Linked DNA regions of Homo sapiens: all the other regions are linked to region 2. Evidence: chromatin loops called from intact Hi-C (ENCODE). Cell type or tissue: mammary epithelial cell. All regions are shown on one strand. Each heading gives the region's core, and the rest is flanking DNA. Links, peaks and the distances in the headings are about the cores only.

Region 1 (11,106 bases), core at 1,033-9,032, 85 kb before region 2:
GGACTCACCCTCTGGCTCTCAGCTCCCTTTTGGGTAGCCTCACACTGCTCTCTCTTGACACCGTAGGCAGCTGTGTGGCGAGATGGCCTGCAGGTTGCCATGGCTCCTTTGCCCTTGGAAGGCCTGGGAGTCAGATGACGGTCAGGGAAGGGGCTGATGACAGGGGTGAGGTCCAGCAAAGGGGAGACCTAGAGGGAAAAGCTTGGGCCTGGCTCTCCTATTAGAGCAGAAAGATAAAGGAGACTTCTGTAGTTTCTATGATTTCCAGCACAGCTCAGCGGAGCAGGAGACCAAAAGAGAGTTGGGATCAAATTTTGGACCAAAGCTAGAGTCATTTTGCCTGGCTTCATCCCCTGGCTGTATGGCTCTCCAGGACTTATAGGTGCCATGTACGTAACTGGCCAGTTACATACAACACAGCTCACTCCATATGTCTTGTGTCAGAGATGCTCACACAGACAGGGTTTGGGTACATTTTCTTTTATTTGCTTTAAACTTCCACCAGCAACCTCAGAAAATCTCTCTATGGACAACTTAGTACACTGACATTAACTCCTCCCACCACAAAGCAAATCAGCCAAGATGTATGAAAATAAGTTTTATTAAAACCAATTTGTGAAAACTAATTCCTGTTCATCTTTAACAGTCAAGTTACAGGGTTCCAAAGTCCATATAATTCCTCAAAAACTTTTCCTTGGGTCACTCACAGTACTGGGGGTTCCATGGTCATTCCTGACTGTTCATTCGCTTAATTTCTTGCTTTGATAACATGGCTTTTCCAGCTCTCACTTATTTGCCTGACTTCTGACCTGACTCTCATATACCTGGTCAGACCTGGGTCAGACCCCTTTTCCATGCGGGGAGATTGGCCTGACTCCTTTAGGCAAATGGAAGGCAGACCCAGAAGCAGGGCTATCTCTTTGCAGGCCTGGAGGCTATAGAGTGGAAGGCAAATTCTACAACTGTGGCCAAAATCGAGAGCCAGTCTAAACCAGAGAAGTGTGTCCAAATGGGTCATCAGGACAAAGGGGCTCAGTACTGGTCAAGGTGGACAGAGTGAGAGGAGGGAGATCTGGGGTAGCAAGATTGAGTAGGGTAGCAGGATTAATCTCACAGAAACTGATACCTGGGAGATGTTCATACACTTCTTTGGAAGGTGTTGCACAGGCAGGCCACACCCATTTAAAGGCAGCAGGATGGGATGAACAGACAGTTCTCTGACTATGTCCTGACAGGACCTCATTCTCTGCCCACATGCTCCTCCCTAGCCTGTTACAAACGCCACCTCCCACCCCCAGAGCTCACCTAGTTTCTGCCATGACCTGTGAAATCTGTATCTCCCTAATTTCTATTGATCTTGTTTATAATTTGTAATTCCTTCCTTTGCATTGGCCTCTAATTTTTATGGGCACCTGGATAAAATATTTACTGATCACTTCTTGCCCAGCTGACATAAGGAACCCTTGTCTTTTTCTGAGTGCTGTATCTAGTAGAATAGCCCAGACCTTGAAGTTAGGCAGGTCTATGTTTGGATCTCACCCTGCCAACTTGCCAGTTGTGTGATTTTGGTTAAGTTACTAACTACTCCAAGCCTCAATTTTCTCATTTGTCAAATATGCACAATGAGATTATTGTGAGGATTATGTGAGACTTCATATATAAAATAAATGGCATAATGCCTGGCAGAATATATACTTTGCATTCGCCTTTCTTTTGAACTCATTTTGTAGGGGAAAAGTGAGTGAAGAAGCCATGGTTTTGTGGGCACCTAAAGTTCTGTTTTATATATCACCAAGAAGAGAAATAGGATTCTCTGGGTTTATGGGAACCTAATAACTAAAGTTCCTGGCAATAGATGAGTCGCATGATGTCTTAATCCTAAAATTAAGAATCATAAGAAAAGCAGTGGTATCTGCAGTGTCCATGGCACCATTTAACACTATTCAAACATTTCAGGCAAATCTCAGTAGTAATGTGTTTTGCAGTAGCCCTTTTGATTTTTTGCTTGGCAAACTGTCATGACCTAATGGTTAGAAAGGGACTTGGATAGAAAAAGGGAAACCCCGAATATTAATCAGTTCCCATGCTTATGAATAGTAAACAGAATTAAAACTGCCTGATGAAATTAATTTATTAAAAACCTCTTTAATAGAGCAAAAAGAATTCCAAAAAGGAAAATATGTTGGCATTATATGCCTCTAAAAAAGTATTTTTTTTTCAATAAGGCCGATGGCAGAAAAAATATAGATAATTAATCAGAATAAATGTAGTTAAGAAAAACTATTTTGGCCAGGAGCTGTGGCACACACCTGTAATCCCAGAACTTTGGGAGGCCGAGGCAGGCAGATCACTTGAGGTCAGGAGTTTGAGACCAGCCTGGCCAACGTGGTGAAACCCAGTCTCTACTAAAAGTACAAAAATTAGCTGGGCATGGTGGCGTGCGCCTGTAATCCCAGCTACTCGGTGGGCAAGGCAGGAGAATCGCTTGAACCCGGGAGGTGGATGTTGCAGTGAGCCAAGATCACGCCATTGCACTCCAGCCTGGGGGACAGAGCGAGACTCCGTCTCAAAAACAAACAAACAAAAACAAACCCAGGAAGTGAAGAAAAACTCAGGCAAAGGTTTAGTAATAAATAATAAAAATGATTAAGTGACTGACAGTAAAGAAATTAAGTGGCCCTCATAAATGCATCCTGACTCAGGAAAAACACTCAATGATTCAGAAGCAATGGAGATAATACCATGATCTATAGACAAATCTGCTGGATGATGGGCACCTGGGGAAAGCAGGGAAGTACGTGCTATAAAATAGGCACCTGTGGCTTGTGACTGGCCTTGACAGCCTAGAGTCCTCCAGTTCGCCTATGCAAAGATCTCATTCCAGGCAGAGGATCTAGAAGTCACCAGGCTAAACTTGCTAATATCCTTGTACTTACCCCGACCCTTCCAGAGTGTCTGAGACTTGCACCTTCTTCCTTCCACAGCAATCCCAAAGCTTCTCCCAACCCCCATCCCTGGGACAGAAGAAATGACTAAGTAAAAAACACAAGACTTTAGCAAGCTCCTGATACAGCAGAGCCAAGAAATTATGCAAAATCTGAGTTTATCTATAATTACCTCAGAGAAGGTCATGGCTTTTGTTTGTCACAGGCTTCCCTTCCACCTGGTCTGGTTTTAATCCACAACATAATTCTCTAAGCAGCGAGCCTAACCTCCCAGAATACCACAGGGCTAAGGAAGGAGTCAAAACGCTCCACATGGATGGCAGAAGACACATTTGCTCAATTTGAGCCTGTGCACTAGGACAGGCTTAAAACTAAATCCTGGGTTTGAGCACCACTCACCAAAGTATTTTGCTTTGGCATGGTACTGGAGATTAAAGGTAGGAAAGATTACATGGTCACATCAGAAACAAAGTTTACTTTCCTGCCTATGCAGCAGTGGCTTGTTTGCCCAGTAATCTTACTTCCTTATTAAGCAATATTATGGTGGGGCAGGGAGAGGGCCGGAGACATTCTAGGAGACGGGAGCACAGCAGTAGACTGTTGAGAAGGGAGAGGCTATACCCACTCCCTCGCCTCTTATGCCTTTCCTCTAAACACATCTTCTCCATTCCTCAAGCAAAAGTAAGGTCCTCTCTCCTTTATGTGACCTCCCAGTCATGTCAACCCATTCCTCAATTTGATCATTCACTTAGTCACTCAAATGATTATTGAGTGCCCGCTATGCACTGTCTTATGATAGTTCCCTCCATGAATGCCTATGGCACTTACTCCTCATTGTGCTTGGTTATATCAATCAATCAGTCAGTATGCATTTCTCCATAACTGTGATGGTTACTGTGCTCATACTATGAGGTCTACGAAATTGCTCCTGTGAATCTACTTGGGAAGACATGATATGTCCACTTATCATTGAAAAATAAATGATAAATGCCAAACAAATGATGCAGACAGAAAGTGATATGGTTCAGGAAGAGGTTACTGTGGGCTAATGTGGCCAGTAAAGGAAGACTTTCTGGAGATGCTGTGGCGTTAGTAGTGATCAGATAAATGGAGAAGGGCATATAAAAAACAGTGTAAGAAAAGGCACAAAGACCTGCATTAAAAAGGCATGTTAGGAAACTGAGATATGACAAAACTGGCTTAGCTGCTCACCAGCTGAGAGCAACCCTAAATGCTACAATGCCAGCCTGAACACAATGTCCTGGTGAAAAGAAGCCAGATCCCCTTTTGCATTCCTTCTTACTGGGTCTCATAGCTTTTCCATCCTTCTATTCTACAGAGGGCACCCTGAGTCCCGGTTAGAAGCCAAGGTCCTGCTTTCCCACCTCATTCATGCCATCCCATTTCCCAGGAGCTGGGCCCTGATTCTTTCTGGGGACCTAAATTTTGAGTAGATTACCTTGAATAGCATCTCTGCATAGAATTTGGGGGGATGAGATACATGTTAAGACCAGTGAATCCAATAGACATATGAATAGCTTTATTCTCAAACTTCCAACCTGAGGTGATCCATCCACCTCGGCCTCTCAAAGTGTTGGGATTACAGGTGTGAGCCACCGCGCCCAGCAGCTTCACACCTTTTACTATAAAATAAGCTCCTTAATCAGAAACGATGTTTTATGGTATACCATGATGGTGAATGAAGCAGTAAGTAAATCTATAGATCATATTTCTCTCAGATGTATGGCGGGTAAGAAAGGCAGATTACCCAGAATGAATTTCTATTCCAATAAGAATAAATGACCAAATTGCTCTTCCTTAGTCAAAGAAGAGGACAATGTAATCAATCTGCCACCAGGTGGCAGTCTTTTCTTGCTGAGTATAGCAGTGAATTGAGGGCTCAAGGTCAGGCTGGCATTCAAGCAATGGCAGTAGCTAGATTAGCTTTGCTGAGGTGAGGCCCATATTAAGTCCATAAATAATTGTGCAAGTACAGAAGTGTTTGGGGAAAAAATATGAGAGTCATAAAATGGGTAATCTTGTCCACTGGTTATTCAGAACGTCTCAACCGCAAAGGCTATTTGACTGTCATTCACATGAGACACAAATATTCTTACACTCTGGGATCATTCCGAGATATTCATTCACATACATTTCCCCTAAATCTCCAGCTACCAATCCCTTGGTGTTCTGTTCTTTCTTCCAAGTTTTTGAACATGTGACCTTACACTTAGCCCCTGCCCTTGAAAGTGCATAGATCTGCATCTCAGTCCACCTTTTTCAGCAAATGGACCATGACATGCAGTGATCAAAGTTATGCTCAGTGGGAGGATTTACATTCTTTATTGTCTTTCAGACATCTAAGTTGGACAGCTGTTGTGGTTCAATTTTGACTGGTAACACCACACCATGGAGAGTCATCTGTTATCCAGGCTTGAATCCCTTCTTCCTTTCTCAACTGATCACAGGGAACTTCCCGTTAGGATACAGTTGTGGGCTGAGTGTGAAAAGCATAGGCATACTGTGAGTGAGGGTCACCTGCTTAACTAATTAGAGTCTTCAGAAGCTGCTTAAACCTGAGCTTATGTATGCCAATTCTGCTTAATGATGAACTGCTCTGGGCTTTCCAAATTTATGGTTTGGTGTCTCAGACAAGTCCCAGTTAAAATGGGCAACTCACTTCATATGAGGTATCCCGTGGTCAGGTAGAGGTGGCTGGATGCCTTGGTAAGATATGTGGATTCCAGAATTGGTCAATACACTCCATGAAGTTTCAGGGCCCAGCTACTTCAGTGTGGTTTTTAGGAGTCCAGTGGTGAGAGACTTGCTGGAATAACCTCTCCAAAGTAAAAGACAAGTTGTGGCGTCTTCCACCTTAACCCAAAGAAGAAAGCACAGAGCCTGGAAGTCTCTTTAGATTCTGATGCAACATATCCCATACTTAGGAATATTGCACCTGCCCATATACTGGGTGACATGGAAGGCTGACAGCTTTGAGGGGGCTTGAAGAAACAAAGGGCACTCCATCAGGTCCAGACTGTGGTATAAGCAGACCCCTACTCAGGTCACATGATCCAGCAGGCCCTATGGTGTTGGAGGTATCAGTGGTGGCAAAAGATGCAGTGAGGGGCTTATGGAGAACTCCAGTGAGAGAATCACAAGGCTGACCCCTGGGATTCTGGAGAAAGGTCATGCCACCCACAGCAGAAAATTACATACCCTTTGAAAAACAGTTCTTGTCAAGTTGTTGTCTTGTCGAGTTGCAGAAGGCAAGTTACTCTGGTAGAGGCAGAATGTTTGACTATTGAACATCAAATGACCCATGCATTCAGAACTTATTCCCATTGTAATCAGGGTTCTGTCCATAACATCAAGTTAAAAAGTTAGATGGGCCCAGTAGCAATCCATCGGTTGATGAAAATGGTATATCCAGATATATCCAGAATCAAGTCCAAGTAGGACCGGAAGGTACAAGCCAGCTCTATGGGCAAATAGCTCAGGCCCTCGTGTCACCTATTACAGTTGCACTAGTTCCTCTCCCATGGCTTATACCAATGGCCTTGTGAAAGGTCTCTTATGATGAGTTAAAGTGGAAGGAAAAGCCCAAGATTCGTTTATAGATAGGTCGTCTCAAGTGCATACTAAAAATGAGTGGTGACTGCATTATCGCCACATTCAGAGGTGTTCCTTAATGACAGTGGAAAGGAAAAATCTTCCCCAAGGACAGAGCTGGGAATCTGCTTTGGTGGAAGGAAAAATGGCCTACATATAAATTCCTGGGTTGTGGCCAATGGCTTGGCTGTCTGGTTAAAGGCCTGGAATGCAGAGGACTGGAAGACCAGAGACAAAGGAAATCTGGGTAGAGGAAGTGGATGGACATGTGAGAGTAGGCACAAAGTATGAAGACTGTTGTATCACATGTCTACCAGAAAGTATCCACCAGACATTTAACAACCAAGCAGACACAATGGCTCTGCCAATTGATATTAGTCAGACTGCATCACTGGCAATCCCAGAGCTGAGATAATGGGCACATGAGTGGGGTGACCATATGGCAGAGGTGGAGACCACATATGAGCCCAACAGCATGGACTCAGAGCAAAGCCAATCTAGTTATCTCTGAATGTTCAACTTGTCGGCAACAGAGACCATCACTAAGTCTTCAACATATTATTTCTCAAGGAAAACATCCTGGATATTAGAACTCTCCTATTCTGAAAGGGTTAGTGGTTCACTTTCACAAGGATAATGCCTATTCCAGGTATGGGTTTGCCTTTCCTACCCACAGAGCCTCAGCCAGGACTGCTATCTAGGGGCTTATAGAATGCTTGATCCACAGGCATGGAATCCCACACAGCATAACATCTGGCCAAGTGACCTGCTTTGAAGCAGAGGTACAGGAATGGACCCATGACCATGGGTTCCATTGGTCATATTACATGCCACACCATCCAGATGCAGCCAGGCTCACAGAATGCCAAAATGGCCTTCTAAAGGGGCAACTGAAATACTGACTTTATGGGTGGGTCAGTCTGTCTATATTCATTTATTTATTTGTCAGAGTAACATGATAAAAATGCTAGCGTGATTATTTCTTTTTTAAAATTTATTTTTCTTTTTATAGAGATGAAGTCTCACTATGTTTCCCAGGCTGGTCTTGAACTCCTGGGCTCAAGTGATCTTCCACTTTGGCACCACACTCAGCCTCTTTTTATTTTTATTTATTTATTTGTAGAGATGGGATTTCACTATGTTGCCCAGGCTGGTTTTAAACTCCTGGACTCAATCTATCCTCTTGCCTTGGCCTCCCAAAGAAAAGTGCTGGGATTATAGGTGTGAGCCACTAAGCCTGGCAACAGCGATTATTTCCATACGGTGAATTTAATTTTCTTCTTTTTGCCTACCTATATTTTCTAAAGTTTCTGAATGCATTAGTGTTAAATTAACAGGGTAAAAATAAAGAAAACTCCTCTTTTCATTACTCTATAAAATAGCTCTCCAATTTCTGAGCCCTGGCATTCTTACCTTTCCTCTCTTGAACTCTCTAAACTCCTTCTGTCTCTCTTATCACCATAAAAAACATCCGGTACTTCTCAGGAAACACAGAACCACTTCCCTGAAACCATTTACCACATAAATCTGCATTGCTGGGGCATTGGTCCCAGATGGTCCCTGGACTCTCTCAACCTGTGAGTACTGTTTTGTCAACAGTGTTCTGAGTGCTTTGTACACAATATGGCAAAGAAATTTACCCTGGTGCCTTCTGAGTTCTAGAAACCTGCTACTATTTATCTCAAATCCTAGAAACTCCTATTTCATTGTGAATCTGTATTATTTATTGCTGCATTACAAATTATCCCAAAATTAGCAGCTTAAAGCAACATTTATTTCACACAGTTTCCAAAGGTCAGAATCCAGGAATACATTAGCAAGGTGCATCTGCTTCCAGGATGGCTCAGTCACATGGCAGCTGACATTACCTGTGATCCTCCTGAGCCATGAAGGCTATCACTTACTCCTTCTCTTAAGCACACGTGGATAAACCCTGGGGCATGATTAGATCAGTGAGGTTTTTTTCTTTTTTAATAGAGACAGAGTTTTGCTATGTTGCCCAGGCTGCTCTTAAACTCCTAGCCTGAGCTATCCTCCCACCTTTCCTTCCCAAAGTGTTGGGATTACAGGTGTGAGCCACCATGCCCAGTTATCCTTGAGTTTTGTTTTGCTTCTGAGATAGGGTCTCATTCTGTCACCCAGCCTGGAGTGAGTGCAGTGGCAAGAACACAGCTCACTATAACCTCAAAGGATCCTCGCACCTCAGACTTCTGAGTAGCTGGGACTACAGGTGCACACCACCTCACTCTGTTAATTTTTAAATTTTTTGTAGAGACGGGGTCTCACCATGTTACCCAGGCTGGTCTCCAGCTCCTGAACTCAAGTGATCCTGCTGCCTCACTCTCCCAAACTGTTGGGATTACAGGCGTGAGTCACCGCATCTTGTGAGCTTTTTTTTTTTTAATATTTTCTTCCCTTAGATTGCCAGTCATGCTTTTACTGCTAAAAATGCTAGCAGTGATTATTTCTTTTTAAAAAATGTGTTGAGCTCTAAGCTCACAAAGTACAAAATGCTATAATTCGAATGTTTTGTCCTCTCCAAAATTCATATTGAAACTTAATCCCCAATGCAACAATATTAGGAGGCGTGGCCTATAAAAGGTGATTGAGTCATGACAGCTTCACCCTCATGAATAAGATTGGGTGCCCTTATAAAGGGCTTGATGGAGAAAGTTTGCCTCTTTTTGCCCCTTCTATCCCTTCCTCTATGTGAGGACACAGTGTTTCTCCTCTCCAGAGGATGCCTCAACAAATCACTGTCTTGGGAGGGAAGACCGGGCCCTCATCAGACACCGAACCTGCTGGGATCTTGGACTTCCTAGTCTCCAGACTGTGAGAAATAAACTTCTGTTGTTTATAAGTTACCTAGTCTCAGGTGTTTTGTTTTAGCAACACTAATGGATTAAGACATAAAGTAAGGGCATAGAATATAAAAAGGATAGGTGTTTCACTCAGAAAGAACTATCCATTTTTTTCCAATTTTGCTCAAATGAACAAATGAAAACCAGGTCAGGTACAGTGGCTCATGCCAGAAATCCTAGCACTCTGAGGCCAAGACAGGAGGATCACTTGAGCCCAGGAGTTCAAAACCACAGTGAGCAATAATCGTGTCACTGCACTCCAGCCTAGGCAACATAGCAAGGCCCTGTCTCTAGCAGATTTGGAATCTGTAGGCCTAACAAATATGAAAAGAAAGATCTGGGCTCAGTGATCAAAAATAGTTTGATGAAGACATGATTATGAACTTAATCCTATTTCATTTCCAGGCACGATGGGATTTGGGAACTAGATTTACTCTTCTGCCAGCAACAACAAAAACAAGCAAAATTCTTTTGAAACTTAAGAAACTAATTTAAGAACAAGGCACAGTGGTGTGCTCCTATAGTCCTAGCTACTCAGGAGGCTGAGGCAGGAGGATTGCTTGAGCCCAGTTCGAGGCCAGCCTGGGCAACATAGTGAGTCTCTGTCTCTAAAAAAAAAAAAAAAAAAAAATTAAGAAACTGGAAGAAGAAGAGCAAATTCAACTAAGGGTGAGCAGAAGAAAAGAAATAATAAATATGAGATACAAATAAATAAAAAAGAAAAGGCAAAAACAGTAGGAAAAAATTAATGAAACCAAAAGCTGGTTCTTTGAGAAGATAATAAAAGTGATAAATCTCTAGCCAGACTTGTCAGGAAAAAAGAAAGAATATATGAATTATCAATATCAAGAATGTGAGTGGTAACATCACTAAAGTTTCTATAGTTATTAAAATAATAATATGGAAATATTATAAGAAACTTTTTACATATCAATTTAACAGCATAGATGAAATGGATAAATTTTTTGAGTGACAGAAACTATTAAAATTCACTCAAGAAGAAATAAGTAACCTGAATAGCCTTATATCTATTAAAGAATTGAATTTGTTTTAAAAAATCTTCCCACAAAGAAAAGTCCAAGTTGCTTAACTGGTAAATTCTAAATAATGTAGAAGGAAGAAACAATATCAATTCTATACAAATTTTACCAGAAAATTGAAAAGTAGAGAATTTTCCCCCAAATAATTCTATAAGGCCAGTATTATCCTGATACCAAAAACCAGACAAAGACATTATAAGAAAACTATAGACAAATATCCCTCATAAATATGGTTGCAAAAATTCTAAAAATATTTTTAGCAAATTAAATGCAATAATATATAAAAAGGACAGTACATCATAGCCAAATACAGTTTAACCCAGGAATGCAAAATTGGTTTAACATTTGAAAATCAATGTAATTTATCACATTAACAAGCTGAAAAAGAAAAAGCATATGATCATCTCAATAGATGCAGGAAAATCATTCAACAAAATCCAGCATCCATTGATGATAAATCTTCTCTACAGAGAAAGATTAGAAGGGAACTTCCTTAACTTGACAATGGCCTTTATGAAAAACCTACAGCTAACATCATACTTAATGGTAAAAGACTAAGTACTTTCTACCTACTATTGATAATCATTCTCATCATCTCTGCTTAACATCATACTAGAGGTTCTAGGCAATATAATTTAAAAAGAAGAT
Region 2 (11,106 bases), core at 1,838-9,837:
CACCACCACTCCTGGCTAATTTTTTTGTATTTTTAGTAGAGATGGGGTTTCACCAGGTTGGCCAGGCTGGTCTCAAACTCCTGGCCTTAAGCAATCCCCCCACCTCAGCCTCCCAAAGTGCTGGGATTACAGGTGTGAGCCACCGCGCCCAGCCCTAAGTGCCTACTTCCTTTTTTTTTTTTTCTTTTTGAGACGGAGTCTCACTCTGTTGCCCAGGCTGGAGTGCAATGGCACAATCTTGGCTCACTGCAACCTCCGCCTCCTAGGTTCAAGCACTTCTCCTGCCTCAGTCTCCCAAGTAGCTGGGACTACAGGTGCCCACCACTGTGCCCAGCTAATTTTTGTGTTTTTAGTAGAGACGGGGTTTCACCATGTTGGCCAGGCTGGTCTTGAACTCTTGACCTCAAGTGATCACCCACCTCGGCCTCCCAAAGTGCTGGGATTACACGCGAGAGCCACCGTGCCTGGCCGGTGCCCACTTCTTATGTGTGATCTCTCTTCCCTGTCCTCGCCTCCTGTGCTGTATTTCTTCTTCCCTACTCCCTTGTTGCCTCCCTGATGTCTTCCTATTTCCACTTTAAGGGGAAGCTCGTATAAAAGAACTTCACATGTGATTAATAATTAAAATGTTGATAATACAAAGACAACCTAGAACAAGCCATTGTTTTACACTGTGGGTTTTTTTCCCCACTGTTACATTTTTAAAATGTTTTCTTTCCTTTAATGCTCGTTAATCCAATTCATCTGACAGATGTCTACTGATAATCTAGTATGTGTCAGGCACTGTTTTAGGTACCTGTTTCTCTTCTCCATTGCCTTTTGCTCCTAACTTTTTCTATACCCTTAGTTCCTTTCCTGTCCCAAATTGGATGTCAGAGAGAGAGACAACTGAGAAAAAGAAATTGCAGTGATGGAGTGTCTATGTATATTATATTCTCTGCATATTCTAATAATCATTTCACTGATTTTCTTTGACTTCAAAATATTGTGTGCTTTGATTGAATGAATGCCTCAGAGTATGTATGGCAAGACATCCCATTTGTTTACACATTGGGTTTAAGGACTTCTTGCTGATTAGCTTACCTTTTTCCAGAATGGTAATATTGATCTATTCTTGATTTTCTAAGTCTGACAAAATGGGAAGAAAGCTCTGGCAGGAGGAGAAAGAAAGATACAGATCAGAGGAGACAGGCAGAGAGGGCCAAAATAAAAAGCTTTGCTAGAGGGAGAGCTATGCGGCAGAGAAGTTGGCTAAGGCCCCCAGGCACATAACGTATCATATACAGTATATTACTTACTGCTGCCCTCTGTGTGTCAGTTCAATAAAATAATTCAGTTACAGCTCATGGAGCAAGAAGGAACTTTAGAGATTATTTAATTTGCTTATAAAGAATGTGTCATGGAACATGCAAAGAACTCTACTTTCACCCTAATTAATACAAAAGGAGCCAATAATAGGAAAGACAAAATGGATATTTTTGCCATCTTTTATTTATTGACTGAGAATCTGTCTTCTCGAAGCAGAAATGTTCTCCAACTAGGTACACAAATGAATAGACCAGTATTTTCCCCTTTTTTTTTTCACATCATGGTATAAAAGAATGATAATTTGTAAAGTACTAGAGCAAACATACAGGGCTGCTGTCAACTTAGGTGACTGACCTGGGGTTGAAGCAATCAGTAGCTTGGGAATAAATTGTGTAAACTGCAGTATTGTAGTCATTAAATATTGAATTTTATCCTGCAATTAGAAAGCTAACACCTCATCTTGGTGACTTGATTTTAAAAAAGGAAGCTAACATGTTTTGGCATGAATAAGATAGCTGTAAATAATGGCCTGATTAACTCTGTTATCTTTTTTTTTCTCTCTTTTTCTTTTTCTTGGTCTTACTCTGTCACTCAGGCTGCTCACTGCAGCCCCGACCTCCTGGGTTTAAGCAATTCTCCTGCCTTAGCTTCCTGAGTACCTGGGTATACAGATGCATGCCACCATGCCTAGCTAATTTTTTTTTTTTATTTCATAGAGACAGGGTCTTGCTGTGTTGCACAGGCTGGTCTCAAACTCCTGGACTCAAGTGATCCTCCTTCCTCGCCCTCCCAAAGTGCTGGGATTGTAGGCGTGAGCCACTGTGCCTGGCCTCTATGGCTTATATATATAGATACATGATGTTGTGGCTGGTAGTCTAATGTATTAGGTATAGCTCCATCAGGGAAAAAGAAGTGCATATTTTAGATTATTAAATCTGGCCTCTGACTTTTAGTTTTTTATAACCACTTGGGTTTTGGAGAAAATTTGAGTGAGAATGTTGGACTCTAAGCTCTAGATCTTTGGACTCATCAAGCCTTGGATAAGAGGGTATGTGGGTCTTGAAAGTGATCTAATATGTTTTTTATAGGTATCTAACATTCTATAGTATTTTGAAAATTACACCTATATATTCATATAACACTTTAGTTCTCTGCATTTTCCCCTTTAGTTCTGAGGGAATTTTTTGGACCTATAATGAGAGATCTTCTTTTAAAATTACATTAATGTTTGGCATATATATTATATATATGTTATTTGTAAGTTATGAATATAATATTTGTAAGTTATGAATCATATAAAAAACTAACGCCCACAAACCTATCACAACTTTAGTGTTAAGTTAGTCTGTGTTAGTAAGTGCTGGGGATGGGGCAGCAACTTAAACATTCTCGTAACAAGTCCACTTCTCTTCCTAATAAGTATCCTTATATCGATACATTTCATTCCTTATTTTTAAAATGTGTAGTGTTGTGATTAAAACAAATTGAAACCAATGACAACAAATGTTGGTAAGGATGTGGAGAAACTGGATCACTCATACATTGCTGTTGAGAGTATAAAATGGTATAACTACTCTGCAAAATAGTTTGGCAGTTTCTTTAAAAACTAAACGTACCCTTTTTTTTTTTTTTTTTTTTTTTTTTTTGAGATGGAGTCCTGCTCTGTCACCCAGGCTGGAGTGCAGTGGCACAATCTCAGCTCACTGCAACCTCTGCCTCCTGGGTTCAAGTGATTCTTGTGCCTTAGCCTCCCAAGTAGCTGGGATTACAGGCACCTGCCACCACACCCAGCTAATTTTTTGTGTATTTTTAGTAGAGATGAGGTTTCACCATGTTGGCCAGGCTGGTCTCAAACTCCTGACCTCAAGTGATCTACCCGCCTAGGCCTCCCAAAGTGCTGGGATTACAGGCATGAGCCACTGCGCCTGGCCTAAACATGTAACTTTCATATGACCCAGCAATTATACTCCTGAGCATTTATTCCAGAGAAATGAAAATTTAACATAAAAACCTTCATATAAATATGCATAGTAGCTTAATTTGTAATACCCCAAAAGTGGAATCAGCTCAGATGTCCTTCAGTAGGTTAAACAAACTATGGTACGTATATAATATAGAATACTATTTAACAATACCATGCAAGGAACTGTTGATACATGTAATGTCTTAGTCTCTTCAGGCTGCTGTAACAAAGTACCATAAATTGGGCGGCTCATATAAACAACAGAAATTTATTTCTCAAAGTTTTAGAGGCTGGGAAGTTCAAGAACAAGGTACCTGCAGATTCAATGTCTGGTGAAAATCCATTTCCTGGCTCATAAAATGGTACCTTCTAGATGTGTTCCCACAGGGTGGAAGGAACAAGACAGCTTTCTGGGGCCTCTGTTATAAGAGCATTAATCCAATTAATGAGGGCTCTGCCCCCATGTTTTAGTCACCTCCCCAAAACTCACTTCCTCATACAATTACAATGGACATTAGGTTTTAACATTAATTTTGAGAGGGCCACAGACACTCAGACCATAGCATACAACAACTTGAATGAATCTCCAGGGAATTATGCTTGCCGAAAAAAAGCCAGTCTCAAAGTTTACATATTGTATGAATCCATTTATTTAACATTCTTGAAATCATAGAGATGGAGAACTGATTAACGGTTGCCAGGGAATGGGGGAGGTAATAGAGGTGGATGTGGCTATAAAAAGGCAACATGAGGGATACTAGTAGTGATGGAGTGGTTGTGTGCTTGACTGTAATAGTGGAGACATAGACCTACACATGATAAAATTGTATAAAAATAAATACATCCCCTACACCCCCCTGACAAGAGTACAAGTAAAACAGGAAGTCTGAATAAAATCAGTAGATTGTATCAATGTCAATATGGGGAAAACTGTGCAAAGGGATCTCTGTATTCTTTCTTACAGCTGCATATCATTGCACCATTATCTCAAAATAAAAAAATGCAATTTTAAGTAAAATTACTGGTTCAAATTTTTAAGAACTATAGCATATTTATTTTAATAATAATTATTTATTATTAAATTATTTATAAAGGAATGGAATCTTGGAATGGAAAGGACCTTTGAATGATGCACTCTAGTCACTGGCACTATTGTTGGTAGATGTTTGCTACAATCTCATTTTAGTAAACTAGACAGGTATTTCTGAGAGGTGCCTATTTAGCTTTTGTCTATACACTTTCCCCCTAAATTTAATGTGAATAACCTGAAGAGCTTGTAAGATGCATGTTCTCAGGCTTACTCCCTACGGATTCTGATTCAGTAGGTCTAGGGGTGGATCCTGGCAACGTACAATTAAAGAATGTTATCAGCTGACTGTGATTCAAGAGATCAGTCCATTGAATTCTGACTCAAGAGATCAACAATTATGAACAATAAATCATACTTGTTATGGTGAGTAAATAAGAACCCTTTAAATTTCTCTGTGGCATAGAGGATTTGTAGTTAGGTGAGAATTTTAATAGCAAAGTACTGATAAAATTTTCCAAACACCCACGTGTTGAAGAAAGAATGTTTGACCAAACTGAAGGTTTTACTTGCTCGGAATCAACAAGAACTTTGAACACAAAGAGCTTGCCCTAGGTTCTTAGATGGAAGGAGCCCTTCCCGTCTCTTAGCTGCCTGACCACTCGTGATTTATTTGGTACAAAGAAGGCAAAGACTCCTGCTTTAGACTGTACAAAGGGAAAGATACTAATGTGAAGAATGCCAAAGCACTTTATAAACTCTGAAAATAATCTATTCATTTAATTCCTTATGTTTTGTAAATGAGGTTCCAACTAAAGCACTTGGGCAGTCCTTTTATTCCCCCCTACACCCTGGTAGTCAAGTTACTTAAAATGATTGCTGTTATTGAAAAGCAGATACAGAGAAATTCTGTTCTACCTTTTGGGATGCCTAGGTTGCAGCTTGTTGAAATCTGAGTGACACTCTCTGCTCTACACCTAGGGCCAATAATCAGAACATCTTCGCTTGGGCTTATGTCAGAGTCCAGTCCTACTGTTTCCCCAATTCCTGGATATACATATTGAGTTGGTGAGTTGTCCTGTGAAAGCCACTCTTTCTGGGCTTGAGGCCAGGAAGCATCTCCCAACTCCTTCCTTTCCAGAGTGATCACAGGAGAACAAGTACATCTCTCCAAAGAAACCTCTGCAAATCCTCCCTCCTCTTGACCCCAGATATGACTCAGGGATGGTGAGGCATCGGAGAACCAGCCTGGACCCGTTTGGCTTTTATTGTGTGTATTTTCTGGGCACCTCATTTTGATGTACAGCTTTTATTTTATCTTTGTGCCTCATAGCACAAAGCACATAGCATTTTGTGTTTTATATAAGTTGGTATTTTGTGTAGTAAAGACACAAAAATATATATAGAATGAGACATACTGAATTTCAGGTATTCTCCTCTGCAGATGAAGGAAAAGATGGGGAATTTATGGAGAGAGGGTTTAGGTGTAGTCATAACATTTTATTTCCTCTTAGAAAAGAGTTTTAGTGTAGCAAACTGTTGACATCTGTTTACATTTAGTGGTGGGTACAGAGCTGCCTTTTATATTACTTTCCTAATTTTCTATATGGATATTTTTTCCTGAATTTGGAAATGTTTTGTAATTTAAAATTATTAATAGATGGAAAAATCGATCTAGGTTACAATACTTTTTCTGCTTTAAGTTTCTCTCTCTTAATTCTGAAAGACAGAGAAAACAGAAATCATCTGGTAGAAGCTGTCCCACCTCCCCACCCTCAGATGTGCATCCATCCTTACACTCTTCCTTCTGCTCTAGGGACAGCGGAGTTGGTGTCTCTCCTTGAGTCCAAGTCCAGCCCCTTTGTCCCCTCTTTGGATCTCTCCCTTCCAACCTCTCAGGAACCTTTGTGCTATTTAGCTGTCAACACCTCACTTTTCTGTCAACATTTAAACATGTGCTAGTTTCTCTTGGCTTTAAAAAACCTCTGCCTCAAGGCTCCTAATGCTCTATGTCTGTCCTCCCCTTCATAGTCTAACTTGTCTTAAGAGGTATCTACCTGGTTGTCTTTAATATCACACCTCCTACTCTTCAGCCTACTCCAGTCTGGCTTCTCTCCCATGAAGTTGCTCTTATCAAGGTCAACAGTGACTTCCATGTTACTAAATCCAATGGATATTTTCCAGTCTCCAACCTTTGACACCATTGACCACTCTCTTCTCAAAATCCTTTCCATGATTTCTGTGTTACAACATTCTCGTTTTCTTCTACCCTATCTGATCTTCCATGCTCTCTTTTATCAGCTTGTCTTTTTTTTACCCAACCATTAAATAGTGAAGATTCTCAGGGATCAGTCCTAAACCCTTTTCTCACTCTAATTTTTTTCCTCAGGTGATGACGACTACTCCCATGGCTTGTTACTTTCCCTGTGATTCCCAAACCTCTACCTCCAGTTCTGACCTCTGTTTTTCCTGCCATAGACCTGTACATACAGCTGCCTGCTAAATATCACTTGCATGACTCATAGACACTTCACTCTCAACATGTTCAAAACTGAACTCATCCTTCCCCAATGTTTTTGTCCTTCAGTGTTTTTGAAAATGGCACTAGAATCCATCTAGTTACTCAAGCCAGAAACTTGGGGCTCCTACTTGATTTCTTCCTCACTATCATCCACTGAGGTGGGAGGATCATTTGAACCTGGGAGGCAGAGTTTGCAGTGAACTGGGATCATGCCACTGAACTCCAGCCTGGGTGCTAGAGTAAGACCCTGTCTCAAAAAAATATATATTTTTAAAATTTTCTTATCAAGATCGAATTTACATAAAGTGAAATGCTGAGATTTTAAGTTGTACAGTTTGTTCAGCTTTGACAAATGCATTCATTAGTGTAAGCCTCATCCCTATTAAGATACAGAACAGGCTGCGCATGGTGGCTCATGCCTGTAATCCCACCACTTTGGGAGGCTGAGGCAGGAGAATCACTTGAGCCCAGGGGAGTTCAAGACAAGCCTGGGCAGCATAGCAAGACCCTGTCTCTACAAAAAAATAAAAAGTAAGCCAGGCATAGCGGGGTACACCTGTAGTCTTAGCTACTCAGGAGGATGAAGTGAGGGGATCCCTTGAGTCTAGGAGTTCAAGGTTGTAATAAGTTTTGATTGTGCCACTGTACTCCAGCCTGTGCCACAGAGCAAGACCCTGTCTCTAAAAAACTTTTTTTAATTAAAAAAAAATTAAAGCACAGAACATTTCCATCTTCCTAGAAATTTCTCTTGTGACCCTTCCCAGTCAGTCACTCTCCAAAGCAACCACTGATCTGATTCAATTTTTTAAATATTTTAATGTATTTTTAAGACAATACTGCAGAATAAAACACAAAAAGATGCTCTAAACCTTAAAAATAATTTATTGGTAGTATTCAAGTGGGGCTGTTCTAAAATATAGGACCTGTGGCATGTGATGATTAACTTTAGTTGCCCTGTTTTGTTCAACTTTAAAATTTTTACTTAGCATTATGGACTGTGCTATGGCAACATCTTCCCATCTCCTTATTATATTATTTCCCCAATTAACTTGTTTAAATCATACCTTAAGACTCCAGCAATTAAAAATATTGATTAGAAATTTTAGATTATTTTGTCATTCATTTGAATATTAAACATTTAAAGAGCCTAACTGAACCCAGACACTGACTTCTTTTGTTTATTTATAGGATAGGTGCAGTAGAGGCAGTTAAATGTGAGCTTGTTTATAATGGTCCACAATGGATTCAGTTCTAATTCAGAGGTACAATCTTTAAAGATAAGAGGTAATTTAGGCTCTCATACAAGTAGCTCAGCCCTTTCATTTACAGGTAGGCTGGTTTTAGGTCCATAGATTCTCTACGGAATTCCATGGCATCGTGAAAAGAGCAAGAGTACTAGGTATTACACTTACCTGGGAGAAACAAACACTACCAGGCCCCACATACTGTGCCTTTTTTTCACTCATCTGCATGCTTTTTTGACTGTGCATCTCTACTGGGAAATTTTTTGAGTATATCCCCCAATGTAGGTATCATTGTATTCATATTATATACATTATCATACTTATATAAATAGGAATTTTAAAATATATATTTTGTCCATGATTAAATTTTATATCTGCATTTTATTGATGAAGACACTAAAACTCAAAGAAGCTTAATAACTTACTCAAGTTCACGTAACTTACTAGTTGGATGATAAGTTGACAAATTCCAAACCATTTTGGGGCCTCATTTATAAAGTTATTCCAACTATGTTATCTTCAAGGCCTCTTCTAGCCCTTAACAACTTGTGCTTCTATGCTAGCTAACACTCATCTGTCTAAGACTTAGTCTCTGATTTAATATTTCTTTGCAGATATGGCCCTATTATCCATATATTAATGGCTAGTAATGTTAGGAAATAGTGGGTGGAAGAAGAGAAACTTACATTTAAAACAGTATCAAGCTAGCTTGTTCTTTGGTATAATTTTTTAAATCCTTCACAGAAATAGAAAAAAAATCCTAAAATTTATGTGGAACCACAGAAGACCCAGAATAGCCAAAGTCATCCTGAGCAAAAAGAACAAAACTAAAGGAATGACATTACTTGACTTAGAATTATACTACAGAGCTATTATAACCAAAACAGCATGGCACTGACATAAAAACAAGCACAGAGACCAAGGGAACAGGATAGAGAACCCAGAAATAAATATATACATCTACAGTGAACTCGTTTTTGACAAAGGTGCCAAGAATATACATTGGGGAAAGGACAGTGTCTTCAATAAATGGTCCTGAGAAAACTGGATATCCTTATGCAGAAGAATTAAACTAGACCCCTATCTCTCAACAAAAACAAAAATCAAATCAAAATGGATTAAAGACTTAAATCTAATACCTGAAATTATGAAACTACTACCAGAAAACACTGGGGAAATTCTCCAGGAAATTGGTCTGGGCAAAGATTTATTGATTAATACCCTAAAGTACAGGCAACCAAAGTGAAAATGGACAAATGGAATCACGTCAAGTTAAAAAGCTTCTGCACACCAATGGAAACAATCAACCAAGTGAAGAGACAACCCACAGAATGGGAGAAAATATTTGCAAACTACCCATCTGACAAAGGGATTAATAACCAGGATATATAAGGAACTTAATAGGGAAAAAATCTAATAATCTGATTTTAAAATGGGCAAAAGATCTGAATAATGTTTCTTAGAAGAAAACATACAAATGGCAATCAGGTATATGAAAAGGTACTTAACATTGCTGATCATCAGAGAAATGTATCTCACTCTAGTTAAAATGGCTTCTATCCAAAAGACAGGCAATAACAAATGCTGGCAAGGATGTAGATAAAAAGGAACCCTTGTATGTTTTTGATGGGAATGTAGGTTAGTACAGCCATTATAGAGAATGGCATGGTTGTTCCTCAGAAAACTAAAAATAGATCTACCATATGATCTGGCAATCCCACTGCTAGGTATACACCCAAAAGAAAGGAATTAAGTATATAAAATAGGTTTCTGCATTCCCATTAGATTGTAGCACTATTCACAATAGCTAAGATTTGGAAGCAACCTAAGTGTCCATCAGCAGATGAACAGATAAAGAAAATGTGGTACATATACACAATGGAGTACTATTCAGCCATAGGAAAAAAATGAGATCCTGTCATTTACAACAACATGGATGGAACTGGAGGTCATTATGTTAAGTGAAATAAACCAGGCATAGAAAGACAAACTTCACATGTTCTCACTTATTTGTGAGAGCTAAAAATTAAAACAATCGAACTTGTAAAGAGTAAAATGATGGCTATTAGAGACTGGGAAAGGTAGTGGGGTGGACGGGAAGTGGGGATAGTTAATGGGTATGAAAATATAGTTAGAATGAATAAGATCTAGTATTTGTTAGCACAACAGTAATTATAGTCAACAGTAATTTATTGTACATTTAAAAATAACTAAAAAGGTATAATTGGAATGTTCATAACATAAAGAAAAAATAAATGCTTGAGTTGATGGATACCCCATTTACCCTCAGTTGATTATTATTCATTGCATGCCTGTACAAAATCTCGTGTACCTCATAAATATATACACCTATAATGTACCGACAAAAATTAAAAAATTAAGAAAAATTCCATTGCCATCTTTTGCTTATAGGTATATGCTGTGTATTTAAGAGATTTATAGCAACATTCACTTAAAACATAATTTACCAGATACCTATTACCCTAAACACCATAGGTAATTCTATCAGTATATTTTCATGAGGATCTTTGGGTAATTATTTTTCAGCATTTTCCCATATGGCAAGGTGAAGCCTATTATTTTTCTAGGTACTTGTGTTGCTGTAAGTAACCACCAGTATGGAAGGTGCCTCAATTCCCTGCAATGCCACAGCAAAAACACTTTTATTTAGAAATAGTCTCAGTGCAATTTCTTTGTAAGTCAGCTGTTTCCTTCTAAGTAAAAATTGCTTTGATCAAAAGATCTGTCATTTGTCTCTGAAACATTTTCTATAAGTTTTGTTTTGGTTTCAGCCTTCTTTGGAATTTAAGAGAGAAATGAGAAGACAATTTTGGATTAACACCTGTCTGAGAAATTCCAAAATTAGAAATGGCCATCTGGTTTACATGTTTTGCAAAATAGGGTTTTACCATTCCAAAGAGATTTTTAGGCTCTTCTAAAAACTGCTGCAGCTATCAACATTTTACTATCAAACTGAAAACAGAATAGTTAAATAGGTGTTGGTGATGTTCATTCTAAGAAGGAAAGCTACAGTAACAACCTT
Region 3 (11,106 bases), core at 1,844-9,843, 49 kb after region 2:
AATCACTATAGAATATTAATATTATTTTCCTGAGATGTTTTCTCTAACCAATGGATAATGTTTGTTAAAAGATTTAGGGTAATGCTATAAGGTAGGAACCAGAACTGAGATTAATTTTGCACACTGTACATTAGTTTGCAATTTGAATTCAAGTTTACTGTTTTCAGTTTTAGTAAAAATATGAAACTTTCCACTGTCATCATCCATTATTTAGGGCTTGACTCTAGTGAGATGGATAATAGGCTTTTAAAACTCCAAGAAGGGAAATGGAGTGGGAATGGTACACCCAGAAAAGCCAATGTTAACTTATGAAAGTTGTAGGCAATGAGAACTGTCTAAAAATGAGAGCAACAACTAACCCTAATTAGATGTGCTTGGAAAAATCCATTTTTTTTTTCACTTGTGCTTTTTTCTTTTTCCATCAAGCTAATTATATAATATGGTGGAGGAGGGGTTGCTTTTTTTGTTTTGTTTGGAGACAGGATCCCTCTCTGCCACCCAGGCTGGAGTGTAGTGGCAGGATCATAGCTCACTGCAGCCTTGAATTCCTGGGATCCAGGGATCCTCCCACCTCAGCCTCTCAAGTAGCTGAGACTACAGGCATGAGCTACCATGCCCAGCTAATTTTTAAAATTTTTATTAGAGATGGGTTATCACTGTGTTGCCCAGGCTGATCTCCAACTCCTGCCCTTAAGCGATCCTCCCACCTAGATATCCTGAGTAGCTGGGATTACAGGTGTAAGTCAATGTTCTTGGCTATATAGTATGTTATATCTTTTTTTTTTTTTTTTTTTTTGAGACGGAGTCTCACTCTGTAGCCCAGGCTGGAGTGCAGTGGCGCAATCTCAGCTCATTGCAACCTCTGCCTCCTGGGTTCAAGCAATTCTCTTGCCTCAGCCTCCTGAGTAGCTGGGATTACAGACACACACCAGTATGCCCAGCTAATTTTTTTGTATTTTTAGTAGAGACAGGATTTTGCCATGTTGGCCAGGCTGGTCTCAATCCCCTGATCTCAGGTAATCTGCCCACCTTGGCCTTCCCGAGTGCTAGGATTATAGGTGTGTGCCACTGTACCCGGCCTTGTTATATCATTTTTTTTTTACATTTTCTCTGATTATAGAAATCACTAATTTATTCATTATTTCAGCAAATCCTATTTGGTGTCTACCCATAAAGAAATTTTACAGTTTGACTTTGTAAGTAAGATTTGTAGGTAAGATTCTCTTGACATAGCATATTTTGTTTGTTGGGTTCTTTCATAAAGGGAAAAAAAGAAGCAGAGAAGAATATTTCCCTTCTATACATTTCTCAGGACCATATTGTTTAATATTGATCTCTTCTGACATATTCCTCTATGCAAGCAAGTTCTAAGTTTCTACCTGGGTAATAATGAGGAATTACTCACTACATTACTCTAGCAAACCTTTGTGGCCATTATATGAGCACATCCTTTAAATGGAAGTATTACAAAATAAAAGGGCCTCTAAATGTTATTACAGTCTCTTATGAAATTTGATTTGTTGGGTAATGGTTTATTGCTTAAAGCAACTAACATAAGATATACTAAATTTAAGATATTTGGAACCATGTTTTCAATTAGATAGTGATATATAGCTAACTGTATTTCATTTAGCTTTGCCTTTGCTTAGGATCAATTATTATTTAACTTGAAAAGTTTCTTTTCTGCCATTATCCTGTGTTTTTTAAATATACTGAACCAGTCCTACTTGGAACATACTGGGTTTTTTTGTTGTTTTTTTGTTTTTGTTTTTTGGTTTTTTTGAGATGGAGTCTCGCTGTGTCACCCATGCTGGAGTGCAGTGGCGCATCTCAGCTCACTGCAACCTTCACCTCCCGGGTTCAAGAGATTCTCCTGCCTCAGCCTCCTGAGTAGCTGGGATTACAGGCATGGGCCACCACACCCGGCTAATTTTTTTGTATTTTTAGTAGAGACGGGGTTTCACCATGTTGACTAGGCTGATCTTGAACTCCTGACCGACCTTAAGTGAGCCTCTCCTCGGCCTCCCAAAGTGCTGAGATTATAGGTGTGAGCCACTGCACCTGGCCGGAACACACTGTTTTAAAGTACAAGCTTTTTTCCTTTTAAGAAAAGTATAGCCCTTTTCCCTTTATACCAACTTAAGTCTTTATGAACTTATAAAAAATCTATTAAACAGATTTATTTGAAATCTTAACACACATAAACCCTATTCTAAGGAAATCTCTATTTTATTTTAATTTTTGTGGGTTTTTTTTTTTTTTTTTTGGTAGAGACAGGGGTCTTTCTATGTTGCCCAGCCTAGTCTTGAACTCTTAGCTTCAATTGATTTCCCCCACCTCAGCCTCCCAAAGTGCTGGGATTGTAGGCATGAGCCACCACTGCCCGGCCAATCTTAAATCATAGTAGCACTTCTGGTGGCCTTCATGTCTTATGCTACACTCTCTTATATTTTGTGATATTTCTTGTAATCCTGGGACAGGCAGTATCACTGTTAGGATTAGCTCATTCCTGTGAAGCAAGAAAGAGACTAAGGGTTAAAGCCAACTTAGAAAAGACAAGCCAGCAATAAAACATTTGATTTCAGTTAAATATTTATTGTCTGCTTACTGCACTGTGCTTGAGCCTGGGGATACAGAGATGAGAGGTATCCCTGCCCTGAAGATGCTTACAGACTAGTAGGGGATATGGAAAAATAAAAAGGAGGAGCACATAAGTGAGACTGGGATTAGGGTTGCTAGATGTAGCAAATAAAAATAAGGATGCTCAGTTACATTTGAATTTAAAATAAACTAGGACTACCTTGAGTATAAGTATATCCCAAATATTGCCAATAAACAACAATAATTTTTCAGCATAAGTGTATCCTAAGCAGTATTTTGCTCGGCAACCCTAATGAAGAAGGTCCCAGAAGGCTTTCTGGAAAAGGTTACATCTGAGCTGAATTTTGATGAATGAGCATTGCAGACAGAAGGAGGCATGTGCAAAGCTACAAACATGAGAAATAATGCTACATTCCAGGCATAGCATAGCTAGAGCAGAGAAGATGAACGGCAGTTTGCAGAGGTGAAGGAAGCAGGGTCAAACTCATAACAGACCTTGTATCTCATGGTAAGGAGTTCGCCTTTTACCTTCAGAGCAGTAGAGAGTCAGTAGAAGTTTTTAAGCAGGGAAGTGACTGATCCGATTTATGTTTTAGAAAAATTTTGCTACTTGTAGTGGAGAGGGTGGATTAGACAGGAGACAGCACAAGCAGGGGGATCTGTTTTATGGCAGTTGTAATAATCCAGGCACAAGTGACGAGGGTTTAAACTATGGCATTGACAATGGGAATGGAAGGGATGAAACAGCCTCAAAGGATATGAAGGAAATAATTTGATTGCCAGCAATTGGTGACCAGTTGAGTTTGGGGAAATTGGGAAGAACAAGAAATTTAGGACAACTCACTGCTTCCTCCCTCGGTGCCTAGGTGGTTGATGGCACCTTCCACTGAGGCAGGCCATGAAGGAGGACAACCTTGGGACAGAGGAGGGAAGGGTGTGATGGGTTCAGTCTTTGATAGATTGAGTGTGAATTGCTTTTAGGTTATCCAAATCGAGGCAAGAGATGTTCAGGGAGCACTTGGATATTTAATTCACGAAAAAGGCCTAGGCTGGGATAGAGCCAGGATTCCTCAGAGCTGTGGGAATGTCACTGATGATGGTATACAGAGAACACAAGGAAAATGGAACAAAACCCTGGAAAACACTAATACTTAAGATGGTGAGAAAGGAAGAGAATTCCATAAAGAACACTCATAAAGAGTTGCCAGACAGGTGGTTCACTTGAGCTCAAGAGTGCAAGATCAGCCTGAGCAATATGGCGAAACCTCGTCTCTACAAAAAATACAAAACTTAGCCGGGTGTGGTAGTGCGTGCCTATAGTCCCAGCTACTTGGGAGGCCGAGGTGGGAGGATCACCCGAGCCCAGGGAGGTCGAGGCTACAGTGAGGCATAACGCCACTGCACTCCAGACTGGGCGGCAGAGTGAGACCCTGTCTCAAAAAAGATTGAAAAGAGTTGCTAGAGAAGGAGGAGGAAAATATGAAGAGAGAAGCCATAGGAAAGAGTTTTAAAACAGTGTGGTCAACCAGGACAAATGCTGAAGGAGGTTAAATAATATAAGGACTAAAATTTGCAAGTCAGAGATCATTGTTAAAACTGTTATGAGTATTGGCTGAGCGCAGCAGCTCACGCCTGTAATCCCAGCACATTGGGAGGCCAAGGTGGGTGGATCACTTGAGGCCAAGAGTTAGAGACCAGCCTGGGCAACATGACAAAAACCCGTCTCTACTAGAAATACAAAATTTGGCCATGCCTGGTTGTTCTTGCCTGCAATCCCAGCTACCCGGGAGGCTGAGGCACAAGAATTGCCGGAACCCAGGAGGCAGAGGTTGCAGTGAGCCGAGATCACGCCATTGCACTCCAGCCTGGGTGACAGAGTGAGACCCTGTCTCAAAAAAAAAAAAAAAAAAAAAAAGAGAGAGAGAGAATAGAAAAGCTATTAATATATGATTATCTGAATAGATGCATTTGGCAAAATTCAATCAATTCTTAGCAAACTAAGAATAGGAGGGAACTTTCTTAACCTGATAAAAGACATTTATGAAAAACCCACAGCCAACATCTTATGTAATGGTGAAAGTCTGAATATATAATCACTGATATTAGGATCAAAGCAAGGATATACGTTGTCATTTCTATTCCACATATTACTGAATATCCTAGTCACTGTAATAAGTCAAGAAAAAAAATAAAAGACATAGAGATTGGGAAGGAGGGAGAGAAGGAACTGAATCCACCGATGTTTGATGTAAGTGAGGATTAAGTACCCCCATGCAACCTTATTACTAGGTTGTAATGAAAGCAATTTCTGCTAGACATGTAGACATTTATTCAGTCATAAAACATTTTATTTGCAATAAATATATTTATTTTCAAGCAATCATGAAACATTTCATATAATCTGCCTGTAAACTTATTAAAGTTCTAACCCTGCCTTTTTTTTTCTTTTTTTTGAGATGCAGTCTTGCTCTGTCGCCCACGCTGGAGTGCAGTGGTACAATCTTGGCCCACTACAACCTCCTCCTCCTGGGTTCAAGCAATTCTCCTGTCTCAGCCACCCCAGTAGCTGGGACTAAGGTGCACACCACCATTTTTTTTTTTTTTTTTTTAGTAGAAATTGGGTTTCACCAAGTTGGCCAGGCTGGTCTCGAACTCCTGACCTCAGGTTATCCACCTGCCTTGGCCTCCCAAAGTACTGGGATTATAGGTGTGAGCCACTGTGTCCGGCCCCCAAGTCTGCCTTTTTAAGTGCTCTATCAACTTGCATGAAAGATTTAGTCAAGACAAAACCAATGATACTTCAAAGGCAGGCTTGTGTTTCCTTATAATTAGCATCAGGCCACTAGAAATTCTGAACCAATAATTCTCAGTACGTGGTCTCTTAGGCCAGCGTGGGCACTTAAAATTAATGCATATTTTCAGCCTAATCCAAGACCTACTGAGTCCAGAAACTCTGAGACAGGTCCAGCAAACTGTGTTTTCATCAGCCCTCCGTGCAATCTGAAGCTCTCTAAAGTTTGAGAACCTCTAACTGTAAAACTGTTAGCTCCAGGTACCTCCCTAAAGGTAAAGATTATAGCCTCAACTAGTTCTTAAAACCTCTTCATTAAAAGGTATGGAATATCTCATATTTCAGCCAATCCACAACACATATCTTAGATACCTTTAATTTTACCAGTTATCATTCATTTGTAATATTTATCCATCCATTTATCATGCTATTTAACAAACCACAGGCCGGGTGCAGTGGCTTATGCCTGTAATCTCAGCACTTTGGGAGACCAAGGCAGGCAGATTGCCTGAGGCCAGTAGCTTGAGACCAGCCTTGGCAACAAATTGACACACCATCTCTACTAAAAATAAAAAATTAGCCAGGGTGGTGGCATGCACCTATAATCCTAGCTACTTAGGAAGCTGAGGTGGGAGGATTGCTTGAGCCCAGGAGGTCAAGGCTGCAGTGAGCTGTGATCATGCCACTGCACTTCCAGCCTGGGCGACAGAGTGAGACCCTGTCTCGAGAAAATGACAAATTTCACCAATAAAAGCCAGATTTCCTAATTAACAAGTCTCAGAAATTGACCAATCTTGATCAAAGTAAGGAGATAAGGAATATAGAAGCGCTTGGAGTAGCTGCCTCGAGCATTGGCTTCCTGATTACAGCTCTAGCCAAGCACCTGTGCATTCCTGATTTGGATATGAGAGACATCTGGACTATAACTTACACACATATATTAAACTGTGTGTGCTGAGGAATTCTAAAATAAATTGCAGACTCTATTATAACCGAAGGAAGGAAAGAGTGGAGAGGATGTGTGTGTTGCGGGCAGGGGGGAGAGAGATTTGAGCACTTTTAATGGCTGAGAGAGAGAGAGGATGAGAACGCGAACATGAAGTGCAAGTCTAGAAAATGGTGAAGATTTAGTATCGTTGATACGGGGAACGGGAGAGGGTGTTGACGAGAGACGTGGAAGATTTTCAGGCATTGTTAACCCAACTCAGCTATTTTTTTTCCTTAGGAAAAATTGATGAGTTTGTCTGAAATACATTTTTAGAACACACATCTTAGAAAATTACTTAAAACCTGGTAGTATACATCTGTTCATTGTTATTGCCCCCTTGTGGTATAGTTTCCATAGTTGATGAAATTATTCATTCAACTCGGGTGGGTTTCGTCAAATAAGACTAAAGAGTGCCATCTCCTGGTTTGATGAGGTATGTGCAGGCAAGAGAGGCATTTAGGAGAATCACCGGAGTAAAGAACAATCTTAGGACAGGAAAAACCTTTGATGTTTTCGCTGATCATCCTATGGTAAAGTGAAACATTCTCTATAATTTCTGTGTCTTTTTATTTAGAATATCGTTTTACTGACAGTAATTACAGTTTGTGTCTGTGGCTGTGCCTGAAAAACAACAAAACAAAACAAAACAGTACGTGGCCAACCATCCTTTCTATACAAGCATGTGGGAAATTTGCTTTTGGTTTTTGATGTAAGCCACAAGTGGAAGAGCCTGCTCATTGTAACTGCCTCTTTGATGAAGGGTTGGCTTGAGATTTTTTCTTAGAACTAGAATTTGTCTTGTAGCTGAATGCCAGACTAGTCTTTACTGCTTCCCAATAAGTTTACTAATGAGCTACCTGGTTTGTGCTTTAAAAAAAAAAAGTATTAAATATTATAGAAAAGTATGCACTTTAATCCTCAATGAGATTTTAAAGCCAAAGCCACTATTTATGTTGGTTATTTAATAAACATTTACGGAACACTTAAATACCAAACTGTGCTGTGTGCTAGAGAGGAGGGGAGGTTTGAAGATGAATGTAACCAAGTATCTGCCTTCAAATCATCCAGCTTTCCACAAGGGAAGATAACTTGGACACAAATAATGTTAGATTTCAGAATATACAGAAAGAAGGGAGGAAGAAAATAGTGTCAGGAAAGAAATATAAACTCCCAAGATGATTATTGAAAGATGGTTGTGGAAAGAGTCATGTTTAAATCCTGACATTGAACAGAGTTAAGATGAAGTGTTTCTTAAGATTCAGGAGCCCAAGATCAGGACAGTGGAAGGATATCACTCTTTAAGTCCGATCCCATGAATTGTTCATGACAGAGGGCCCTACTTCCGGATAAAAACCCAGCATACACTTCATTCATCCATTTGGCAAGTGCTTTTTTATCTGTATTTGATTATGCGTCAGGCATTGTACAAAGTCCTCAGGAAATAAGGATGAAAGTCCTAGCCCTGTTGTGAGTTGCTTGTATGGAGGGAATGACCAGAGACACCTTTAGTGGGTGCACTCGGGAGGGGTATCTGACACAGTCGGTGCTAAACCTGCTCTGCATGCTCCTCTCCAACATAAATAATCCTGGTTCTGTTACTTTAGTGGTTAAAAGAACAGGCTCTGGAGGCAGACTATCTGGGCTCAGGTTCCAACTCTGCCATTAACCTGCTCTCTGTAAATTTCTTACCCTCTTCTTAACCTCTCTTGCCTCAGTTTCTTTATCAATAAAATGGAGATAATGGTAATACCTATTCCATAGGGAGATTTTGAGAATTTAAGATATATACATGCAAATCTCATAGAACAGTATTGGCATATAAAAAACAATATGACAGCCGGGCACGGTGGCTCACTCCTGTAATCCCAAGCACTTTGGGAGGCCAAGGCAGGCAGATCGCCTGAGGTCAGGAGTTCCAGACCAGCCTAGCTAACATGGTGAAACCCCATCTCTACTAAAAATACAAAAATTAGCTGGGCGTGATGGCAGGTTCCTATAATCCTAGCTATTCGGGAGACTGAGGCAGGAGAATCACTTGAACTGGGGAGGTGGAGTTTGCAGTAAGCCAAGACCACGCCACTGCACTCCAGCCTGGGTGACAAAAGCGAAACTCCATCTCAGAAAAAAAAAAAAAAAACAATATGACAAACGCTGTGTAGCTACCACCTTCTTAACAAATCTTAACCTTTTGCCATATTTGCTTCATTTTTAAAAAGAAGTAAAACATTACAGGTATAGTTGAAGCTCTCTTATCCTGCCTGATATTCTCCTTCCTCCCTCTTTAGAGGAATCACCATCTTGAATTTGGTATGAGTTTTTGCCATGATGTTTTTCTACTTTCACTGCATGTGGCAGGGGTACATAAATACTATGTTTATGTTTGCATATATCTAAACTTTAATAAATGGTACTAAACTGCTCACGTCATTCTGAAATTGTTTCTATTTCACATTATGTTGATATGTCTGGGCCTATTTATTTCATTTTAATGACTGCATAGTATTTCGTACTATGAATATACCACTTTATTCAACCATTCTCCTGTTGAGGGGCATTAACGTTCTTACCCATTTTCCACTCTCACAAACTGCATCTGGATGGCAAATCTCCCAGTACTGCACCTAGATGGCATGCTGCAGTCCTTCCAAGACTGTACCCTGGCCTGCATCACATCTTGTCTTATCTTGTCTTTTCTCTTCTTTTCCTTTTCTTTTTTTCCTTCCTTAAAACTAATCTCTCAAGACCTGGCGCAGTGGTTCACGCCTGTAATCCCAGCACTTTGGGAGGCCAAGGCGGGTGGATAACCTGAGGTCAAAAGTTCGAGCCCAGCCTGACCAACATGGAGAAACCCCATCTCTACTAAAAATACAAAATTACCTGGGCTTGGTGGTGGACACCTGTAATCCCAGCTACTTGGGAGGCCGAGGCAGGAGAATCGCTTGATCCCAGGAGGAGGAGGTTGCAGTGAGCCGAGATCGTGCCATTGCACTCCAGCCTGGGCAACAAGAGGAAACTCCGTCTCAAAAAATAATAATAATAATAAATAATAGTAAATAAACTAATCTTTTATAGAGTTATTGGCCTGCTTTCTTTGGAAGGAAACATTTTTGGTTATTGATTCAATTTTTATATGTATTAATCTAATTCAGCTTTTTTGTTTGTTCCTGTATGACTTTCTATTATGTATATTTTTCTAGAAAAATTGTTTATTTCAAATGTATTACCATAAATTGTTTCTATTTTTTTGCCACCACTACTCTTTTCTTTCCTAATAATGTTTGTTTCTCCTCTTTTTCTCATAATCAGTCTTGCTAAAAGTGTATCTTTTTTGGTAAAGTTTTCAAAGAGCTACCTTTTTATTTTTATTTATTTATTTATTTTGAGACAGGGTCTCACTCTGTCACTCAGGCTGGAGTGCAGTGGCACAATCACATTTCACTGCAGCCTTGACCTCCAGGGCTCAAGCCATCCTCCCACCTCAGCCTTCCGAGTAGCTAGGACACAGGTGTGCATCCACACCTGGCTAATTTTTGTATTTTTTGTAGATACAAAGTTTTGCCATGTTGTCCAGTCTGGTCTGGAACTCCTGGACTCAAGTGATTCACCCTCCTCAGCCTCCCAAAGTGCTGGGGATTATCGACGTGAGCCACCACACCTGGCCTGATTTTTTTTCCATTTATTTCTTCATTTATTATTTCTTTTCTCCTACTTATTTTGAGAGTTTATTTTCATTATTGTTGGGTTTTCTTTTTTTTTTCTTAGAGACAGAGTCTCACTTTGTTGCCCAGGCTGGAGTACAATGGCATGATCGTGGCAGCCTCAACCTCATGGGTTCAAGGGATCCTCCTTCCTCACCCTCCTGAGTAGCTGGGACTACAGGCACACACCACCATGCCTGGCTAATTTAAAAAAAAAAAAATTTTTAGATATGAGGTCTCACTATGTTGCCTAGGCTGGTCTTAAACTTCTGGCCTCAAGCAGTCCTCCTGCCCTGATCTCCCAAAGTGCTGGGATTACAGTTGTGAGCCACTGAGCCGGTCTGTTGGGTTTTTTTTGTTTGTTTGTTTGGTTGGTTGGTTGGTTTTTTTAAGTCTCTTTAGTTGAGCGATTATTTATATTCAGTATCTTGGTTTTTTCGTCATTGCGTTTAAATTTGGAAATTGCTATAATTTTCACTGTAAGAACTGCTTTGGCTGCCTCCCACAAGTTTTGATATATACACTTGCATTGTTGTTCACTTCTAAATATTTCTGCATTTCCATGGTAATTTCTACTTTAACCCACAAATTATTTAGGAATATGCTTTTTAGTTTCCAAACATATGTTTGTTTTTTTGTTTTACTTTTTACTTTTTAAAAAAATTGTACAGTTTTTTGGTCTTTTTTTTTCTCTTTTCTTTTGCAATGGGCCATGTTTGAGCTATGGGACTTCAACTTGACTTTTTTTCTTCCACTTATTTTTTATTTATATGTGGTCAGAGAATGTGGTCTATATGATATGACTTCCTTGGAAACCCTAAACCATACCTACAGGAGCTTTCACTCAAGCTCCTCCTAATGAGGCCTCAGACTTCCCATCACCTTTGCATCAAGGAAGAAACATGCCAATGAAATTGCGGGCCATCTGCTACCAAGCAGATATGCCTAACAGATGGTTCTGCATTTTCTAAAATATCCCCAGAGGTTGACCAGATGGAAGAAAGGCATTGGGCCTCTCCCAAGTGGCC

What was found. Peaks named below come from ENCODE experiments on the same cell type or tissue, not always from the same donor. Only the 100,000 strongest peaks of a DNase experiment are listed, where the experiment ranks them.
Region 1: a loop joins it to region 2, with 9 times the contacts of the local background. A loop is called at or near these places in 2 of 110 quality-filtered maps.
Region 3: it touches region 2 in a loop (7-fold over the local background); 5 of 110 quality-filtered maps call a loop at or near these places.

The regions. Positions count from the first base shown.
Region 1 is chr1:92,988,003-92,999,108 of GRCh38, reverse strand. No RefSeq gene overlaps it. Among named protein-coding and RNA genes, the nearest start is that of DIPK1A, 32 kb to the right of the region's middle. In mammary epithelial cell, for the core only: a CTCF peak has its summit at 4,803 (motif pointing right); no DNase peak of the experiment used is centred there.
Region 2 is chr1:92,903,852-92,914,957 of GRCh38, reverse strand. The region is part of intron 1 of DIPK1A (divergent protein kinase domain 1A); the gene reads left to right. Among named protein-coding and RNA genes, the nearest start is that of DIPK1A, 52 kb to the left of the region's middle. In mammary epithelial cell, for the core only: no CTCF peak of the experiment used is centred there; DNase peaks (open chromatin) are centred at 4,647, 5,457 and 6,787; H3K27ac peaks cover 2,872 bases.
Region 3 is chr1:92,854,732-92,865,837 of GRCh38, reverse strand. The region is part of intron 2 of DIPK1A (divergent protein kinase domain 1A); the gene reads left to right. Among named protein-coding and RNA genes, the nearest start is that of SNORA66, 20 kb to the right of the region's middle. In mammary epithelial cell, for the core only: a CTCF peak has its summit at 6,800 (motif pointing left); a DNase peak (open chromatin) is centred at 6,757.